Linked DNA regions of Homo sapiens: region 1 is linked to region 2. A link is a contact called in ENCODE Hi-C data. All regions are on one chromosome and are shown on one strand. The core of a region is the stretch at or near the end of the contact, and the rest is flanking DNA. Distances in the headings are between cores, read along the strand shown.

Region 1 (5,757 bases), core at 2,577-5,076, 6.1 Mb after region 2:
AGGTAAAGTGAGATGCTTAAAAAAAGAGCATCTTTACAGTCACTTAGTCTTTTCTATGATCACTTTTTAAGTCTTAAAAGATCTGCATGTGGATTTCTTTTTAAACCCACTGACCATAAATCAGACACTGGTTTCAAAATCGTAGTTAGATTGTATTAAACTGTTTTAGTGTAAAGACAATTAATTGCACAATACATGTGCTTCTTGAGCCGGTGGGATTCCAAGCAGAATCTGAAGTCTATAGATAAGAAAGGCTTCACTTTAGGTAACTCTGGCCCTAAAGAAAACCTCATGAAAGAACTCGCATCTCAAAGAAAGGACACTTTGCCTAAGTTTGCTGTGTTTTTGTTGACTTGCACTACTTATTGCTGGCTACTATGAAACAGTGATCTAGGAGTACTCCAACAACCTGTAGTACAAGGCTTAACTTTAAGAAGCTATAGTAAACAAGAGACAAAATCAAAGCAATTCTCTTTCCTAATTAGTAACAGCACAGAGAATGCAGTCTTTTCCATATCACAGTTAAAGTACAGTGAACAAAACAGCTCAACAAACCTTAAGACAAAAAAGTGCAGGTTATTAATGTTTACATGCAGTTGATAAGCATTCCAAATGTCACATTATGCACTGTAAAAGCTCAACTTTACTATATGGAAATAAGAAAAATGCACCTCTGGGGAGGGGGAAAAGCAATTTAATCATTTCCAGTGATTTTGTAAGTAAAGAAACTCCTAACTACTGTACGGTCACCTCATATTTAACATTGAATATTAAAAGCAAACAATTTAATGGGAAAATGCACAGTACAATGAAAATAGCTTGTTATTCAACACATACAGTAGATCTCAAAAACGAAGACAACACACTCAACCAGGGAGCATAAAAATATCAAATCAAAACCCAAAGGACCAGCAGAAAAAAATCCTTCAAAAAGACAACTGTTTGCCTTCCTAGGCCAATGCTTTACAATATAAGAAGCACTGATACCTTCCCGCTCCTACAGGTGGTGTCTTATACATACAGCAGTTAGATCTATATGGCTGGATTTGCCAAGAAACAATTCCATCCCCAGAACTCTCTGTCAGACAAGACCCTTTTTTTTTTTTTTTTTTTTTACCAAAATACTTTCTACAGAATTCCAAACCAAAATGTACTGTTTAAGGCATCTTTTTTATAACATTTTCTCTTCACTCAAAGATGATAGTCATGCAGCAGTTTAATGATAAAAATATATTAATATTTTACTATACAGCAGCAAGAAGTTAGTTGTCAATTAAAAGCACACAAACATCTTTAAAGGAAAACCTGTAAAAGACTATCGTTACAAACAATTTCAGTTTGGAGGACACCAGCTTGGTAAAGTGCTCTCCTAAACTTTGCATTTTCATACCCTACACCTTGAATATATGAGTTATAGAACATACTTTTGATAGAAGGCTTGTACACTTGGGGAACACAAATACACTTAGCATATAATGTAGCCAGTAATAACTAGCACCACAGCTACATGGAAATCCTTTACATACACCAACTTGGCTTTCACTTTTAAAACAAAACTCAGAATCCATGGCTCAGTAGGATAACTATAATTGTGTTGCTCTGCTTTTTAACAGGTCTACATAAGTTAATAGCACTAGCAAAAATCAAAGAATAGCTTCAGACCTCTTACAAGTTTAGGAGACAGTGCTAGTGACCACAAATAGACTCACTACCTGATGTCCAAGTACAGGTTCACTGGAAATTGCTGCACGTTAGTTTTTTAAAATCTTTCTACACATAATAAAAAAAATATATTATGAACGATACAAGTACATCTCATATACACAATAATGACAAAACGCCTACTCAGTCAAAGCAAACAGATGCAGAAAAATATTATGGGAGATCTCCTTTTTCTTTCTTTTTCCTTTTACTATTTGAATAACTTTGGTTCCAACCATAAAAATCACAACTTAGCAAATTTCATTTAAATGCCTTTTTTAATAATTTCTTCATGTTCACAGAAGTTTCACTGACCATTTTTATAAGTTTAAGGTCCAGATGCAATGCATATTGTATAAAAGAGAGCACTTATTGTTTACCTTGCATGAATTAAACCTACGTACCTTTAACTCTACAAACTTCTGCATAACATTTAGACAAAGCTCAGACACACAGCATGCCTAGCCCTCATATATATACACATCTCTAATCACAGGTATATAGGGTGTCAAATATACTATAATAACCTCCATGTAAGGTTTGAAATTTGGTAACAAAATGAGAAAAACTAAAAATATTATTTTACGTGTTCTAAAATATCTCTTTTTTGTGCTAAAGTCAAATGTTAGCTCAACATGAAAAGGACTTTTATATAATTCAGCAATATTATAATCTTGACCATTTTGCAAACACTTTTTAATAATAATAGCTTAAACGTGTACAAAAGTTCTTGGTTAATTAGGGAAATAAACACTCAGTTCTTTATATTTTTTAATCAAGTAGGAAACACAGTTCATATAATGTTATTACTTTTTGTATTTTTTTTGTTTTTAGCAGCTGCTTACTGTTTTATATGGTGGATAAAGTGGACAACATCCAGCGATGGGTGGCAAGTCAAGAAGAGAAACTGTCAGTTGGTGGAGGTTCTGTGGGTGGTGCTCCCTTGGAGTTAACAGGTTTTTTTTTTTTTTTAACTTTTTAACTTTTTATTTTCTCTCTTTCTTTACAGTATATTTTCTGTGTGTGTGGCTGTGTGTGTGTGTGTATGCATGTGTGTGTGTGTGGGGGTTTCATTCAGTTTGATCAATCTTCTTCCCCTTCTTCCTCACCCTGCAGTAGCAGGGTGGCAGCGGCGGTCTCCTCCTGCTGCTGCTGTTGCTGCTGGTGAAGCTGCTCACAGGCAGCCCGCTTCTCCCTCTGCTTCTCTTGAATCTTCTTCATCTCCTCCGAGTACTTGCAGAAGGTGTGTCCGAACTTGGCCCACACCTTGTAGGGCACGGTGATGGAGTTGCGATAGGTGGGCTTCACCTCGCTCACTCGCATAAACACGCCGTACTTGTTGGAGCCCACATCGAAGAAGAAGCGCTTGTTGTCCACAGTCAAGGAGGTGCCCTCGGGCAGCTCGGCCGGCTCCTCCTCCACTCCGTAGTCGTCGATGAGCTTGGCCAGAGCGTCACGGAACTCGATGAGCCCCTGCGCGGGCAGCGCAATGGTCTGGCCCTGCGTGGAGCCCAGGCCAGGCCCCCGGTTGACCGTCTGGCGGATGCGCAGGAAGCGGCCGCGCTGGTTCTCCTTGAGATCCATGTAGTACTTGCGGTTCTCGCGCACCAGGAACTCGCTTTTGAGCGCCCGGCGCGGCTCGTCCTGCGCCTGGGCCAGGTCCGGCGGCTGGCTGGGGCCCAGCTGCGCGTAGTGCTCGATGAAGTCGCCCAGGTAGTCGCGGAACTCCACGGCCACTGACATGGAGAGAGTAAGGCGGCTCTTGTTGCCGCCCGCGCCCACCTCGGCGATCTTCAGGAAGCGGCCCTTGGCGTTCTGCTTCACGTCCAGGTAGAAGCGCTTGTTCTGGATGTCCACCCGCTTGGAGGCCAGCTCCTGCGTCTCGTGCTGCAGCCCCCCTGGGGCCCCGCCGCCGCCGCCGCCACTGCCGCCGCCGCCCCCGCCGCCACCACCGCCCCCGCCGGAGCCTGAGCCCGAGCCGGGGTGCCCCAGGGAGCCGCCCGAACCCAGCGCCGCACCACCCTGCTCGCTGCCGCTGTCTCGGTCCGCCATGATGCTGCGCTCCGCTGCCGCGCCGCCGCCGCCTGCCGCTCCGCCCGCCGCCTCAGTCGCCTCAGCCGCCGCTGCTTTCCCTCCCCGGCTCCGCCTGCTGCCGCCGCAACCCCCACAGCCAGTCAGCCACTCTCGCGAGATCTGCGGGAGAGACGAGACAGACGAGACCCGGTAACAGGGCACTGACTCCCCAGTACAGTAGCAGGGCGCCCTACTGTACGCGCCCACCCGCCCGCCGGCACGTGACCTGCGCCCCCTCCCCGCTGCCAGCCCCCCGTCCGCCCGCCCGCCAGGCGGCGCCCACCCACCGGCCCTCACCCTACAACCCTGGCTGGGTGGGGGAGAGGGAGCAGGACGCGCAGCGTCGCAGCTGCTGCTGCCGCTGCTGCCGCCACCACTGCTACCACCACCACCACCACCACCACCACCGTGGCTGTCGCTGTTGGGCAGACCCTAGGCGGCCTCGGCCTGGGGAGTTAGGGGACTAGGGGTGAGAAGGAGTCTGCCATACTAAGCACAGAGAGTGGGCCTAAGCTCTGCTTTCCAGTGACCCCCCAAAGAGGATGTAGGAGGAGGGGCCTGCGCGGCGCAGCAGAGCCCCCTGCAAAGAGGGGACACCGAGTCACGGCCACCCCCTCTCATGCGGGCCTCAGCAAGACCCAAACCCAAACCTAGACAGGCCCACCCGCCACCCGGCTGGGTTGTCTCCTACCGCAGAGCCTTGGCCGCTGAGGCAGGCAAAGAAGAGAGGTGGTGCGGTGGTAACCCTTAGCTGCAGAGGGGGCTGCTGGGGATGAGGTCGGGGCGCCGGCAGCAGTGGCGTGGAGCAGCAGACACCTAGCCTGTCCCTCCCCTCTCTCTCCCGCCGCTCCCCCTCCCCGCACACACGGCAGTGGCTCTGGCCTCAGATGATCCCGCTCCCCCCTCCCCCCAACCGCAGCCCCGCACAGTCGGGCGGGCGGGCGCACTCACCGATGGGGGGAGCCGAGCAGAGGACAGTAGACGCACCAGGGCTAGGGTGCCCGCAGTGACTGTTCCCGTCGACTCTGCCCTTCCCCACATGCAACAATCAAAAAGAAACTCCACACTCACCCAAAAACCTGCAGCCAGTCCCCCTTGGGACCACGACTGACTGCCTGCCCGCCCGCCTCCCCCTCCTCCTTCTGAGATTTGGGGAAGGGGGGCACCCTGCTCAGGGCTGAGCCCAGCCTGAGTTGCTGGCCAGCTCTGCGGATGAACCAGGCCCTGTGAGCATTCAGACCCTAGCCCACTCTTCTTCCTTTCTGGAAGGACCCAGAATGGAGGAGAAAACCAAGCAGGCTTTCGGAAATTCATGAGCTAAAAATGTCAGGAATTTCCTGGGAAACGCAGTTCCTTACGGGATTCATTAAAGCAGGTTCGCTTGCCCCTTTTACTCTTCCCAGAAACTTGTGTCAAGGAGAGATCCCACTCCCAAAAGTAACATATTAAGTGGTCGCTGGTTTTTATGCAGACAGCTAAGTTGCTGACCATTAATTAACCAGTGAGTCTTTGGACGGTGATAGCTAAAAAGGATCTTCTCTGGTATTAGGGGCTCAGGAGTAGAGGAGCTCAGAGATACCTGATTTCTCTTTTACTAGACCTGACGTATAACCTAGGGCTTATTTCCAGATAGGTATTGAGTGCTTGTACTCTCTCACTGCAGTCTGCAGCCCTGGCACTCTGGGGAAAGCTAAGGCCTATCTCCAGGGGACCCCCCCCTGCCAATGCGCCCACTCTCTCCCCCATCACCTTCTACAGGCAGCTGAGAGACACAGATCACACAGCTCTGCCCCTGGCTTTCTCAAGCACAGATCGTTGCCTCTATCCTGAGAAAAGTATACCTATTCCATTTGTGGGTTCTATTCCCATTGAGCATCTCCCGCTTCCCCCAAAAGTAAGGAGACTTGCCTCCCTCACTCTTAGCCCGAGGGACAACTGGGAATATGATTGCCCAGCTTCCTAGAAAAGAGTGGACTAACGATC
Region 2 (5,750 bases), core at 856-3,355:
TGCCCAGGCTGGTGTCGAACTCCTGAGCTCAGGCAATCCGCCCACTTAGGCCTCCCAAAGTGCTAGGATTACAGGCGTGAGCCACGGCGCCCGGCCATTTGTGTTTGTTGTTGTTGTTGTTGTTGTTTTTTGAGATGGAGTCTCACTCTGTCTCCCAGGCTGGAGTGTAATGGCATGATCTCAGCTCACTGCGACCTCTGCCTCCTGGGTTCGAGTGATTCTCCTGCCTCAGCCTCCCAAAATTCTGGGATTACAGGAATGAGCCACTGTGCCCGGCAAGAAATGAATTTTAAATTTTATTTATTTTTAATTAATTTGAATTTAAATTGCCACATGTGGCTAGTGGCTACTGTATCAGACACCATATATCTCTGTATGGTAGCATAGTCTTTTTTTTGTTTTGTTTTTGAGACGGAGTCTTGCTCTGTCGCCCAGGCTGGAGTGCAGTGCTGCCATCTTGGCTTACTGCAATTTCCACCTCCCGGGTTCAAGTGATTCTCCTGTCTCAGCTTCCCAGCAGCTGGTATTACAGGCGCGTGACACCACGCCTGGCTAATTTTTGTATTTTTAGTAGAGACGGGGTTTCACCATCTTGGCCAGCCTGGTCTCGAACCTCTGACCTCGTGATCCACCTGCCTCGGCCTCCCAAAGTGCTGGGATTACAGGTGTGAGACACCGTACCCGACCAGTCTTTTTTTTTCCCTTGAGATGAAGTCTCGCTCTGCCGCCCAAGATAGAGTGCAGTGGTGCGATCTCGACTCAGTGCACCCTCTGCCTCCTGGGTTCAAGCAATTTTCCTGCCTCAGCCTCCCGAGTAGCCGGGACTACAGGTGCACGCCACCATACCCAGCTAATTTTCGTATTTTTAGTAGAGACGGGGTTTCACCATGTTGGCCAGGCTGGTCTCAAACTCCTGACCTCAGGTCATCCGCCCACCTCGGCATCCCAAAATAATGGGATTATGGCCACCGCCCCTGGCCCTGTTTGGTAGTGGTCTAAATAGTCTGAGTCAGGCAATGGGACCAGGTAGGCTTTCAGTCTCTTGCTTAAAAATGGAGATTGTTGGCCGGGCACGGTGGCTCACGCCTGTAATCCCATCACTTTGGGAGGCTGGGGCGGGCGGATCACGAGTTCAGGAGATCGAGACCATCCTGGCCAATATGGTGAAACCCCGTTTCTACTGAAAATACAAAAATTAGCTGGGCGCGGTGGCGCGCGCCTGTAGTCCCAGCTACTAAGGAGGCTGGGGCAGAAGAATCGCTTGAACCCGGGAGGCGGAGGTTGCAGTGAGCCGAAACCGCGCCACTGCACTCCAGCCTGGAGACAGAACGAAACTCCCTCTCAAAAAAAAAAAAAAAAAAAAAAAAAAAAAAGGAGATTGTTGGCTAGGTACGGTAGCTCACGCCTGTAATCCTAGCACTTTGGGAGGCCGAGGGAGGCAGATCACGAGGTCAGGAAATCGGGATCATCCTGGCTAACAAGGTGAAACCCAGTCTCTACCAAAAATACAAAAAATTAGTCGGTGTGGTGGCGCGCGCCCATAGTCCCAGCTCCTCGGGAGCCTGAGGCAGGAGAATTGCTTGAATCCGGCAGGCCGAGGTTGCACTGAGCCAAGATCGCGCCACTGCACTCCAGCCTGGGCGACAGAGCGATACTGCGTCTCAAAAAAAAAAAAGGAGATTGTCAATACGCGGTTATACAATGTCTAAATGCTGGGCTGTTGAATGCCACTGACAGTAAAAAATATCTGTGCATAGTGGCAAGCCATAAGTAGCACCTCAGTCACCGTATAGTAATTAACTGCGTATCCTGGCATCCCGACAGGCAACCAGCTCTACCGGGTGAAAAGGTTGATGGCCAAGGGACTCCAACCTAACCAGGGCGCACTCGCGGCATTCTGCGATCCCGCACTGCATCATGGACTTTGTAGTTCAACATGCCAGTGACGTCACTGCCGGTTCCCCTCTGAGTGGGCCTATCGGGTAGACTTCCGATAACCCGTTTTTCTCTGGGAATTGTAGTCAGTTAGCGCCTGCTGGGTGTCTGCTCGGGTGGTCTGGGAACTACAATTCCCGGCGGGCTGTGAGATGCCTTGGCTGTAGTTAGTAAGGAGCCGGATGATTGCCTCAGCAGGTGTGAAGCGTGTGCTTTAGTTTCGTGGGAGGCCTGGCATCCCCGAGAGGGAGGGGAAAGGTAACCACTCCTTTGTGGAGGTCGCCAGGGTCATTGTCGTGGATTTGCACAGTCGGCTGGGCGGTGCAATGGCGGTGAGTTTGAGCGAGAAGAATCCGCAGGGGCCCTGGAGCCGGACTGGCCAGTCTCTAGGGGCTCTCCATGTGCTGTCCTGAAGGGAAAGTCCTTTTCTAAAAGAGAGCCACGCTTAAGGCGTGCCTTTCGTAGAGACTTTGCTTTTTCTTGCTAGTTTATGAACCACGAACTGATGTCTGTTAACTTTACGGAGTACTTGGATATCATATTTGTTATTTCTCTGGAGTTTCTAAAATCGAGGTGGAGAGCCGGGCACGGTGGCCCACGGCTGTAATCCCAGCACTTTGGGAGGCCGAGGCGGGTGGATCATTTGAGGTCAGGAGTTCGAGACCACCCTGGCCAACATGGTGAGACCCCGTTTCTACCAAAAATACATAAATTAGCCGGGCGTAGTGGTGCGCGCCTGTTAACCCAGCTACTCGGGAGGCTGAGGCAGGAGAATTGCTTGAACCCGGGAGAGGGAGGCTGCTGTGAGCCAGGATCGCGCCACTGCACTCCAGCCTGGGCGACAGAGTGAGACTCCGTCTTAAAAATAAAATAAATAAATAAACAAACAAATAAAGCCGAGGTGGAGAGAGGAGTATGTAAGTTGATTCCTACTTACAGCAAAAAAAAAAAAAAAAAAAAAAAAAAAAAAAGAAAAAATTGAGCGCCTCTCCGTAAAACAGACAAAAATCTCTCTTTTCATAGTGTTTATGTGTGTGGGTAAAATACATTGTAAAATATTGTGTCAGGTGCTGATAAATGCTGTGGGGAAAAAATAGAGCAGGAAGGGGTGCTAGGGAGTGTACGGTGGGGTAGTACAGTTGCAATTTTTAAAAATTTTTTTAAATTTGGGAGATGTTCTCACTCTGTGACCCAGACTGGAATGCAGTGGCGTGATCATGGCTCACTGCAGCCTGGACCTTAGGGCTCAAGCGATCCTCACACCTCAGCCTCCCCACAGCTGGTACTGCAAGCGTGCTCCATTACACCCTGCTAATTTTTTGTATTTTTAGTAGAGACAGGGTTTCGAACTCCTGGGGTCAAGCGATCCTTCTGTCTCAGCCTCCGAAAGTGCTGGGACTACAGGCATGAGCCATCCCGCCTGGTTTTATTTTTTTTTGTTTTTTGTTTGTTTGTTTGTTTTTTTCTTGAGACGGAGCCTTGCCCTGTCGCCAGGCTGGAGTGCAGCGGCGCGATCTCGGCTCACTGCAACCTCCTCCTCCCAGGTTCAAGCGGTTCCCCTGCCTCAACTTCCCGAGTAGCTGGGACTACAGGCGCGCGCCACCATGCCCAGTTAAATTTTTTGTATTTTAGTAGAGACAGGGTTTCACCACATTGGCCAGGATGGACTCAATTTCCTGACCTCGTGATCTGCCCGCCTCGGCCTCCCAAAGTGCTGGGATTACAGGCGTGAGCCATGGCGCCTGGCCTGTTGCAATTTTTAAAAGGATGATCAAGCAAGGCTTTGCCAAAAAGGTGGCAAAAACGAGGTAAGAGAGCAACCTATGCAACTATAGGAAGAAAGAGATTTCCAGGCAGGGGCAACAGTGTAAGTGAAAAGCAGGGATCCCGGGTAGAAGCCAGGGATGCTTCTAAACATCCTGCAGTGCACAGGACAACCCCTGAAAACAAAGAATTATTTGGCCCAAAGTGTAAGTAGTGCCAAAGTTTAGGAACTCTGATTTAGTTATATAGCCTTTTGTTACCAGTGAGGAGGTTGAGTCTCAGATTGATCAAATGACTTGCTCAAGGTTATACAACAAGTTGGTGTTTGGGCCAATATCAGATTTTATTATACTTGATCTTTGAGGTTTTGAGAAACAAGTTTTTCTGAGAAACAGAAAACTCAAATAAAAGCTTTCTTGCATTTGGCATACTCAGTACAATGAAAAGAAACACATAGTTCTAAGTAATTTGTAAAAGACTTGCTTTCATAGTCTTCTTTACAATGGGTGACATGATCATATTTTTTATTTTTATTTTTATTTTTTTTTTGAAATGGAGTCTCATTCTTTCCCAGGCTGGAGTGCAGTGGTGCCTCCCAAGTTCAAGTGATTCTCCCACTTCAGCTTCCTGTGTAGCTGGGACTACAGGTGTGCGCCACCATGCGCTGCTAATTTTTGTATTTTTTGGTATAGTTGTGGTTTCACCATGTTGGCCAGACTGGTCTTGAACGCCTGACCTCAAGTGATCCGCCCACCTTGGCCTCCCAGAGTGCTGGGATTACAGGTGTGAGCCAATGCACCTGGCCATATTTTTTATTTTTTGAGACAGGGACTCACTCTATCAACCAGGCTGCAGTGCAGTAGTGCAATCATAGCTCACTGCAGCCAGCCTTGATCTCCTGGGTTCAAGTGATCCTCTGGCCTCAGTGTTCCCATGTCCTGCTCATGGTAATTTTTAGGTAAAAGATATTTGTTACATAACTTCTGTGTCTGTGGCATTGTACTTTGTGCTAAGGTGACTATAAACAATTTAAAAGTTCCTGCCTGTTGAGAATTTACAGCCCAACTGCATAAATGTCTTAAGATCATTGGTTGCATTTAACAGAAGTCAACTCAAGTTGGTTAAGGAGGAATTTAGTAATAAAGTGGAAGTTGGCCAAAGGCGATGGCTCAAGCCTGTAATGTCAGCACTTTGGAAAGCCAAGGCTGGTGGATTGCTTGAGCCTAGGAGTTCAAGACCAGCCTAGGCAACATGGTGAAACCCTGTCTCTACAAAAAAATACAAAAACTATCTGGGTATGGTGGTGCATATGCCTGTAGTCCCAGCTATTCAGGAGGCTGAGATGGGAAGATTGATTGAGCCCAGTAGGTCAAGGCTGCGGTGAGCTGGTGCTTGCACCATTATGCTCCAGCCTGGGTGGCAGAGGGAGACCCTCTCTCTCTCACACAGACACACACACATAAATACAGTGAAATTTCATATTACCCATGACCGTAGGGTAGGAGATATGACTAGGCTTCATGAGGCCCTACATACTTTTGCCTTTGTGGGTGGGTCCTTTCCTCTGTAAAAATATTAGAAATTATATTTTACAGACCGGGCTGGGTGGCTCATGCCTGTAATCACAGCACTTTGGGAGGCTGAGACGGGTGGACCACCTGAGGTCAGGAGTTTGAGGCCAGCCTGGCCAACATGGTGAAACCTCGTCTCTACTAAAAATACAAAAATTAGCCAGGTATGGTGGCACGCACCTGTAATCCCAGCTGCTCGGGAGGCTGAGGCAGGAGAATTGCTTGAACCCCAGAGATGGAGGTTTCAGTGAGCTGAGATTGGTCTTGCTGTGTTGCCTAGGCTGGAGTGCAGTGGCTCCATCTTGGCTCACTGCAACCACCGCCTCTTGGGTTCAGGTAATTCTCCTGTCTTTGCCTCCCGAGTAGCTGAGATTATAGGCGCATGCCAACGCATCCGGCTAATTTTTGTATTTTTAGTAGAAATGGGGTTTCGCCATATTGGCCAGGCTGGTCTTGAACTCGTAGCCTCAGGTGATCCAC

The links. A loop is a pair of places that touch in the nucleus more often than their neighbours do. Pooled maps may share reads with other maps.
Region 1: a loop to region 2 is called in a map of naive thymus-derived CD4-positive, alpha-beta T cell, with 17 times the contacts of the local background. The contact joins the promoter of PURA here to the promoter of LARS1 in region 2. A Hi-C loop is called at or near these places in 3 of 168 maps with a recorded cell type or tissue (CD4-positive, alpha-beta memory T cell and naive thymus-derived CD4-positive, alpha-beta T cell) and 9 of 50 pooled maps.

What each region holds. Positions count from the first base shown.
Region 1 is chr5:140,112,178-140,117,934 of GRCh38, reverse strand. PURA (purine rich element binding protein A) reads right to left here and starts at 3,826. Exons shown (of 1, transcript NM_005859.5): 1 at 1-3,826. The coding sequence starts at 3,753. The coding sequence ends at 2,785. RefSeq lists enhancers at 2,779-3,278, 2,659-3,296, 3,309-3,378 and silencers at 3,959-4,198, 4,569-4,648.
Region 2 is chr5:146,179,005-146,184,754 of GRCh38, reverse strand. It overlaps LARS1 (leucyl-tRNA synthetase 1), which reads left to right and starts at 2,105. Exons shown (of 32, transcript NM_020117.11): 1 at 2,105-2,267. The coding sequence starts at 2,262. RefSeq lists enhancers at 667-1,513, 2,422-2,581.